Regions from separate parts of the Homo sapiens genome. Here region 1 is linked to region 2. Evidence: read pairs that join two places in POLR2A ChIA-PET (ENCODE). Cell type or tissue: B cell. All regions are shown on one strand. Each heading gives the region's core, and the rest is flanking DNA. Links, peaks and the distances in the headings are about the cores only.

What was found. Peaks named below come from ENCODE experiments on the same cell type or tissue, not always from the same donor. Only the 100,000 strongest peaks of a DNase experiment are listed, where the experiment ranks them.
Region 1: POLR2A ChIA-PET joins it to region 2 with 10 read pairs; 2 of 35 experiments call an interaction of 5 or more read pairs at or near these places.

Annotation. Positions count from the first base shown.
Region 1 is chr21:43,803,232-43,807,611 of GRCh38, forward strand. RRP1 (ribosomal RNA processing 1) reads left to right here. Exons shown (of 13, transcript NM_003683.6): 13 at 281-2,062. The coding sequence ends at 543. It overlaps AATBC (apoptosis associated transcript in bladder cancer), which reads right to left. Exons shown (of 2, transcript NR_026961.1): 2 at 2,527-3,357. Among named protein-coding and RNA genes, the nearest start is that of AATBC, 7.1 kb to the right of the region's middle. RefSeq lists enhancers at 1,954-2,183, 2,234-2,373, 2,734-3,033. In B cell, for the core only: no CTCF peak of the experiment used is centred there; a DNase peak (open chromatin) is centred at 2,420; H3K4me3 peaks cover 676 bases; H3K27ac peaks cover 713 bases.
Region 2 is chr21:42,985,172-42,989,551 of GRCh38, forward strand. All of the region lies in intron 1 of PKNOX1 (PBX/knotted 1 homeobox 1), which reads left to right. Among named protein-coding and RNA genes, the nearest start is that of PKNOX1, 13 kb to the left of the region's middle. RefSeq lists a silencer at 3,673-3,839. In B cell, for the core only: no CTCF peak of the experiment used is centred there; no DNase peak of the experiment used is centred there.

The DNA.
Region 1 (4,380 bases), core at 138-4,137, 820 kb after region 2:
TCTGCCTTGAGCCCAGTCCTGCCTACTCCTCTGTGCCTTTGCTCCTGGGTCTCATGACCCTGTCCTCACGCTGGTCCTTCTGAGGTCAGCCCTTGCTGAGGTCCTGAGCCGTGTGGATGGAGCTTGGCGCCCACACTGGACACGGGATGCGTCTGGCTGGCTGTTGTGGCCGTGTTGTCCTCCCAGGTCTGTGGTGCTGGCATCCTCAGCCTGAGTTGGAGTAAGTGGAAAGAGCCCGTGTTGGCATTCTCTGGCTCATGGGGTCTTGCTGTTTTGTCAGGGAAAGGTGAGAAGGAGCCCCCGAGCCCGGGCATGGAGAGGAAGAGGAGCAGGAGGAGGGGTGTAGGGGCCGACCCCGAGGCGCGGGCAGAGGCTGGTGAGCAGCCAGGCACAGCTGAGCGGGCCCTGCTCCGAGATCAGCCCAGGGGCCGTGGCCAGAGAGGGGCTCGCCAGAGAAGGAGGACACCTCGGCCCCTGACCAGTGCCCGAGCAAAGGCGGCCAATGTCCAGGAGCCGGAGAAGAAGAAGAAACGCAGGGAGTGATGTGGCCGGGCCAAGGACAGGCAGGGAGGGAGGCCAGGCCTCGCTTGCACCGCGGGACGAGGCTGACCGGGCTGTTCTGTAGACTCAGGACCGTGGCTCCAGAACTCCTGTGCCAGGCGGGAGGGAAGGGCGGCACTGGAGAGATGGGCCCATCATTAGGGGCCAGCATCCCAGGAACTGGACCTTTCCCCAGAGCCTCCGCCTGTGGCTGTGATGACCTTGGGCCAGAAGGTCAAACTCCGAAGACTGAAACTCTGCCTGCAGCAGGACTGGCCGCCCCTGCTGTGGGGGGTTCAGAAAATAAAATGCCGCGCAGCCCTTGCCAGGGGAAGTGTCGCTTCAGGTGTGTCCTACGGACGTGTGGGAGGTGGCAGGCGCCAGCCTCCGAGCAGTGTGGTGGTTTATATTCATGTTTGTGGAAAAATCTTGCAAGACATTTCTCCTTTCACAGAACTGCCCAGGTGTTAACAGGGCTGTCTGGACGGGGCTCTTTTGCTTCCCCCTCAATCTGGGGTCTAGAGTTGTGCAAGGAATTCAGCTCCAGTAAGGCCTGGATTGCCCGGGGTGAGCGTGTGTGTGGTGGGAAGACCTGGCTTCCGCGAGAGCCTTGTTCCTGGAGGCAGGAGCGCCCCGCCATCCTGGGTACCCGCGGGTCCGCAGGCTGCGCACCTCTTTCCCTCAGCCAGGTCACCCTCAGCGTCCTCCCTGCCCCTCTCCCCTTCACACCTGCTGGAGCCTGTGAGGGAGGTGGCGGGTCCCCACTGTGGCGACGGAGAGCTGACAGTAGCCCAGGGCTTTCCACCTGCATGGAACAAGGGCCTGTCTGCCGCCAGCGCTGTGGCCACAGCCTGCATAGGTGACAAGGGGCCGCTGCGTTGGGTTTTGCCCGCATCTTCTGTTCCATGGGTGCCCAGCCAGCCAGGCCGTGTGGGATCCAGCGAGAGGCCAGGGCTTGGAGTGGGCCTGGGACCAGGAAGGACCTCTAGGCTGTGGCTGGCCTTGTGCAGACCCTGGACTGCATCCGGTTCCCCAAAGCCCTGCTGCATTCGAGTGTCCCCCAACCCCGGGCAGGTGGCACCTGGTGACACCTCCTTCAGTCCCACTCAGCTGGGCGGCCGGGGCAGGCTTAGGGCACAGTTAGGGGCCAAGGAGAGGGAAGGCCAGGGCCCCTGTTCTAGGGGTTAGGGTTCTTTCCCCAAAGGAACTTAAAAAGACAAGCGTGGCCAGGCACAGTGGCTCACACCTGTAATCCCAGCACTTTGGGAGGCCGAGGTGGCCAGATCACCTGAGGTCAGGAGTTTGAGACCAGACTGACCAACATGGAGAAACCCCATCTCTACTAAAATACAAAATTAGCCAGGCGTGGTGGCACATGCCTGTAATCCCAGCTACTCGGGAGGCTGAGGCAGGAGAATTGCTTGAACCTGGGAGGCAGAGGTTGTGGTGAGCTAAGATCACGCCATTGCACTCCAGCCTGGGCAACGAGAGGGAAACTCTGTTTCAAAAAAAAAAAAAAAAAGACAAGCGTGTCTAACGTAAACTGCCGGTGGCGAGCGTCAGGTCTGGGCAGTGTCCCCTGGGCCTGGTCAGTGTTCCCCTGGGCCTGGCCTCTTTACCCCCAGCAGGGCCTGTTGGGACGAGCCCCTGCAGTTGGAGGCCTTTGGAAGGGAACGGGGTGCATTATAACGCTTTCTTGTTTTTGAAGTTTCTTTGGTCAAAAGCTAAGGAAACAACCATGCTAACAGAAGTTTCTGGAAAAAAGCAAATTAGAGATGCCGAATTGCAGTTGTGAAACTGGAAGCCACAGTGACTTTGCATCTTCTTTCACATGTGTGTTCACAGGGAGGGGTTTTTCATGGCTGCGCCGGCACTGTCACGCTCTGGCTGTTTCCAGGCCCTGCTGGGTGCACGTTTCCCCATATTCAGAATTGTTTTAAATAACCGCATTGTGCTTATGACATGAATGACTGAATTCCTCTCCTATTGGTAGCCTCTTTTACTTTTTTATTTTTTTATTTTTGAGACTGAGTTTTGAGTTGAGTTTTTTTTGAGACCGAGTTGTTTTATTTCCGCACATGAATGGTAGTTCCAGCTACTCAGGAGGCCAAGGTGGGAGAAGCGCCTGAGCCCAGGAGAGAACCATCGAGAGGTAATTCACATGGAGTACAGTTCGCCCAACTGAAGTGTGTAATTCGAGTTTTCAGCATATTCAAAGTTGTACAGCCATCACCACAGTCAACTTTAGACCATTTTCAGCCCAAAAGAAACTGGGCCATCGCCCCTCTGTCTCCCCGCCACCTGCACGCATCCTCCCGGCCTCAGGTTCCGGGCCGTGTCTGTTCTGGCCATGTGTTACGGGATCACGCAGCACCGTGGTTCCAGGGCTCATCCACACTGGAGTCTTTCCTTCATATGGCTGAGTGACATCCCACGGTACAGACAGTGCATTGCATCTGCCCGTTTGTCCACTGATGGACGTTTGGGGTGTTTCCGCCTTTGGCCGTCTTGAGTCACGCTGCTGTGTAAGGATGAGTTTGCAGGGGATGGATGCTTTCATTCCTCTGGGGCAGATGCCTAGGAGTGTCATGGCTGGGTTTTGGGCTCACCATGTCTAGTCGGTTGAAGAACTACTTTCCAGACTTTTCTACAGTGGCTGCATGCGTTGAGTTGAGCCTCGGGGATGGGCCCCTGTCTGGGTGTTCTGCTATGGCCAGGCTGATGGGATCCCAGGAGGTGACTCTTCTCAGGACACTTGGCCCAGCCACTCTGACTTTGTGACCAGGACGGGAAGCACCTGTGGTTCCACTCGCCTGCCTGTGGAGTGGGAGTAACAGCACAGGGCTGGGATGAGGATGATGTTGCTTTTTCCTGGAAAAACAATCTCTCAACCTTACAGAAACATTGCAGACACACAGCATTTCTCCCCCGAGCCTTTTGAGAGCATTTCCTGACTTGGTGCCCCAGCACCCTGGATACTTTGTGGCCCATTTCCTCCTACAGAGACATTCCCTTAACCACAGCACAGTGGTCACAGAGGGAGCTAGAGCCAGGTGTGGTGGCATGTGTGTAGTCCCAGCTACCCTGGAGGCCAAGGCGGGAGGATCGCTTGGGCCCATGAATTTGAGTGAGCCTGGGCAACATCAAGACCCCGTCTCAAACCAGGAAAAATCAGGGAATTAGCGTGGATACCTCACTGTGTCCAACCCTCGAACCCTCAGTCCTTGGTTGTCTCAGTGAAGTCGTTTGCAGCCCTAGGGCCCTGTTCAGATTCTCTCATTTCTCTGAAGATCTCTAGCTCCTGTGAGGGGAGGGTGGTGTTTAGAAGCCGATCTGGCTGGGCCCTTGCTATTCCGATCTCATTGTTCACAGGTGTTCTCAGCTGGCAGAGCTGGGGCAGTGTGTGCACAGCGCATGCCTGTTCTCTACCTGTCCCGCCAGCCACCCTCCATCTGTCTAGATTAAGGTCTTCAGAAAAAACAGAACCAATGAATGGGTTTTGTGTCTGTCCACTCCAGCTGCGAGAACAAAATAGTAGGGACTGGGCAGCTTAGGCCTGGGAGGGTGAGTTTCCGTTCTGGAGGATTCCGAGGGAGTGTCGGCAGAGTTGCTTTTCCTGGGCCCCCTCCTTGGCTTATCTTAATCAGTGGCCACCTTCTCACGGTGTCCTGACCATATTTATTTTTTTTTGGAGAAAAAGTGTCGCTCTGTCGCCCAGGCTGGAGTGCAGGGGCACCATCTCAGCTCACTGCAATCTCCGCCTCCCAGGTTCAAGCGATTCTCCTGCCTCAGCCCCTGAGTAACTGGGATTACAGGTGTGTGCCACCACGCCTGGCTAAT
Region 2 (4,380 bases), core at 243-4,242:
GAGACAGGTTTCACCACGTTGGCCAGGCTGATCTCGAACTCCTCACCTCAGGTGATCCACCCTCCTCGGCCTCTCAAAGTGCTGGGATTACAGGCGTGAGCCACTGTGCCTGGCCCCTTATTTTCTTTCTGTTCCTTTTTTTGTTTGTTTTTTGGTTTTTGTTTGTTTGTTTGTTTGTTTTGAGACGGAGTCTCACTCTGTCATCCAGGTTGGAGTGCAGGGGAGTGATCTTGGCTCACTGCAGTCTCCACCTCCTGGGTTCAAGTGATTCTCTGACCTCAGCCTCCTGAGTAGCTGGGATTACAGGTGCAAGGCACCACACCTGGCTCATTTTTGTGTTTTTAGTAGAGACGGGGTTTTGCCATGTTGGCCAGGCTGGTCTCGAACTCCTGACTTCAAATAAGTTGCCTGCCTCGACCTCCCACAATGCTGAGATTACAGGAGTGAGCCACCACGTCCGGCCAGGGTCTTAAAACTTTGATGCGAATTTAAATTTACCAGCTGTAACAGACCATCCAGCTCAGAGTCTGTTAAAACAAATTGCAGGCCGGGCGTGGTGGCTCACACCTGTAATCCTAGCACTTTGGGAGGCTGAGGCGGGTGGATGACTTGAGACCAGGAGTTTGAGACCAGCCTGGTCAACATGGCAAAACCCAGTCTCTCCTAAAAATACAAAAAAATTAGCTGGTCATGGTGGCGGGTGCCTATAATTCCAGCTACTCAGGAGACTGAGGCAGGAGAATTGCTTGAACCTGGGAGGTGGAGATTGCAGTGAGCTGAAATCGTGCCATTGCAGTCTAGCCTGGGCAACAGAGCGAGGCTCTGTCTCAGAAAAAAAAAAAAAAATTAAAAAAAAAATTGCAAAACCATTAAAATGTAAAATACCTTTGATACTAGAATTTTGTTTTGTCTTTAGGGGACATATGTGGGCCTTTGGGTTAGAAATACTTTTTGATACAGATTTTAACAGGATTTACGATCTATGATTTTATTTGAATATTACACTTCAAATGATACCTCGCCAAACCTTGTTTGAAAAATAAAGTGATGGCTGGGCGCAGTGGCTCATGCCTGTAATTCCAGCACTTTGGGAGGCCAAGGCGGGTGGATCATGAGGTCAGGAGTTAAAGACCGTCTTGGCCAAGGTGGTGAAACTCCATCTCTACTAGAAATAGAAAAATTAGCCAGGCATGGTGGCAGGTGCCTGTAATCCCAGCTACTGGGGAGGCTGAGGTAGGAGAATCCCTTGAACCTGGGTGGTGAAGATTGCAGTGAGCCGAGATCATGCCATTGCACTCCAGCCTGGGTGACCGAGTGAGACTTGGTCTCAAAAACAAAAAAAAAGTGATTTCTTGACAAATGTTTTCCTCAGAATGAGTCATTTATTGACTGAACATCTCTTTGGAATAGGAGCTGTGGAAGCCAGGGTGGAAGAGAGATGGACAACTGGCTTGTGGTTTCTGAACCACAGGTGCCTAAAACTTCTCACACACAAAATGAAAGCTCACTTAACTGTCATGATGTATAGTTAGTGTCCTAAAAGGTGTCCTGGAGAAGGTATTTTGGGAGGACTGGTAACAAAACACAATACCTAGAGATGCAGTCTCTGGATCTGACTGTTGTGTTGTCTTCAGTCGTTTTCTGGCTTTATAAATGCCTCAGTGTTACTGTTTGCTAGAACTGGAATTACCCTAGAATTTCCAGTGGAATTGTGGCTGCTCATTAGTCAACACTGCTCTGGGTAGCAGCTAGGAGGTGGCACTCTGGGAGTTGGTCCTCTGCTAGGCGCGGCACCTGGTGAGGGGGATGGGGCTGTGTGGACTCCTCCAGCAAGGCAGCGTCTAGTATATTACATTACAGTACACAGGATAGTGTCACTAAACTGAGTCAGAGAGCACATTTTAGGTGGATTTAAAGAAGTATACTCAGGCCAGGTGCGGTGGCTCACACCTGCAATCCCAGCACTTTGGGAGGCCAAAGTGGGCAGATCACCTGAGGCCAGGAGTTCAAGACCAGCCTGACCAACATGGAGAAACTCTTGTCTCTACTAAAAATACAAAACTAGCTGGGCGTGGTGGCGCATGCCTGTAATCCCAGCTACTCGGGAGGCTGAGGCAGGAGAATCGCTTGAACCTGGGAGGCGGAGGTTGCAGTGAGCTGAGATCGTGCCATTACACTCCAGCCTGGGCAACAAGAGCTAAACTCCCTCTCAAAAAAAAAAAAAAAAAAAAAAATATATATATATATATATATATATGTATACTCAGATTTTCTGACTCCTCTGGGTACTAGAAAGAGGAAAAGAAAGTCTAGTAAGATTTTTTAAAAAGTATCACTTGTCTTTGAACAGCTATAATTTTGGTCAGGGATTGGCAAACCACAGGCCTATGGGCCAGATCCCACTGACCTTTTTTTTGTATGGCCCTAGGGCTGAGAATGGTTTCTACTTTTTTTTTTTTTTTTTGAGATGGAGTCTTCGCTCTTTCACCCGGGCTGGAGTGCAGTGGCGCGATCTCGGCTCACTGCAAGCTCTGCCTCCTGGGTTCACGCCATTCTCCTGCCTCAGCCTACAGAGTAGCTGGGACTACAGGTGCCCACCACCACACCTGGCTAATTTTTTGTATTTTTAGTAGAGACAGGGTTTCACCATGTTAGCCAGGATGGTCTCGATCTCCTGACCTCGTGATCCACCCGTCTCGGCCTCCCAAAGTGCTGGGATTACAGGCGTGAGCCACCGCACCCGGCCTCTACATTTTTAAAGACCTGTAAAGAAAGCATACGTAATACAGACAGTATGTGACCCACAAACCTGAAATATTTACCTTCTGGCCCTTTACAGAAAATGTTTGCTGGTCACACCTCCCACACCTTCAGTTCTTTTTGTTTTTGTTTTTGTTTTTGAGACGGAGTCTCACTCTGTCACCCAGGCTGGAGTGCAATGGCCTACTCTCAGCTCACTGCAACCTCTGCCTCCCGGGTTCAAGTGATTCTCCCTCCTCAGCCTCTTGAGTAGCTGAAATAGGCGCGTGCCACCACACCCAGCTAATTTTTGTATTTTTAGTAGAGATGGGGTTTCACTATGTTGGCCAGGCTGGTCTCAAACTCCTGACCTCATGATCCGCCCACCTCGGCCTCCCAAACTGCTGGGATTACAGGCGTGAGCCACTGTGCCCGGCCAGCCCTCAGTTCTTACTTGGACCAAATCAAAGTTGGTCTGGATCTAAATGGAATCAAATAGCAGAACTGTTGGGAGATATGAAAAACACATGGGGATTTGGTGAGCTACTCTCCTTCAGCTGACTCATGCCTTGCTGTGATTGGTATACAGTATTGTCTATGTAAAAGTTGAGCCTAAAGAAATAGCTCTTAAATCACCATTAGAATTGTAAAGGAATATATGTGAGTAGTTCTAACAGCTGAAGTCTAGAACTCTGCTTCAGTGACTAGTTCCCATTGAGCGCTGGGACACGCTTTGCTGAGAGTCACTGTGGAGGGTCAGATTCTTTCCGGTGGCTCCCATGCTTCACCGAGAGCAGTTGTGCTGATCCCCCAGGCCACTGGGACAGCAGGGCAGGCTCCTTGGTCAGGGCTGGCCCAGGAACGGAGTGGGTTGATGAGAGGGAGCCTGGTCCCTGGGATACTGGTTAGGGTCTACAGGCTGGGGACCCTGCGGGCTGGATGAGGACCCCCTCACTGGTCTTTGGCTTCTCAGGCTGGGGACCCTGCGGGCTGGATGAGGACCCCTCACTGGTCTTTGGCTTCTCAGGCTGGGGACCCTGCGGGCTGGATGAGGACCCCCTCACTGGTCTTTGACTTCTCAGGCTGGGGACCCTGCGGGCTGGATGAGGACCCCCTCACTGGTCTTTGGCTTCTCAGGACTTCTTTCTTTGTAGAATCTCCCTCATCCCTTCCTTTTTCTGTTTGATGTCTCTTTCCTCATTTCTTCTGTAAAATAAACGTAAAAAGGGACTGAATAATTTCCAACTTTTTTTTTTTTGATAAAGGGTCTCACTATGTTGCTGGTTTTGAACTCCTGGACTCAAGCAATATTCCCGCCTCGGGCTTCCAAAGTGCTGGGCTTACAGATGTAAGCCACTGGGCCCGGCCTATCCCCAACCTGTTTTTTTCAGTTTTTTTCCATTTTTTTCAGCTTTTGTGATAGTTTTCTCATGGATCTTTTGACTGGTCAGGATAACATTGCTTAGAGATGTATTTTACTTGATTACTTAAATGTATGTTTCTGTTTCAATTTTTTATTTTTTTTGAGTCAGTCTCACTCTGTCACCCTGGCTGGAGTGCAGTGATGTGATCTCGATTTCACTGCGACCTCCACCTCCAGGGTTCAAGTGATTCTCTCAAGTCTCAGCCTCCCGAGTAGCT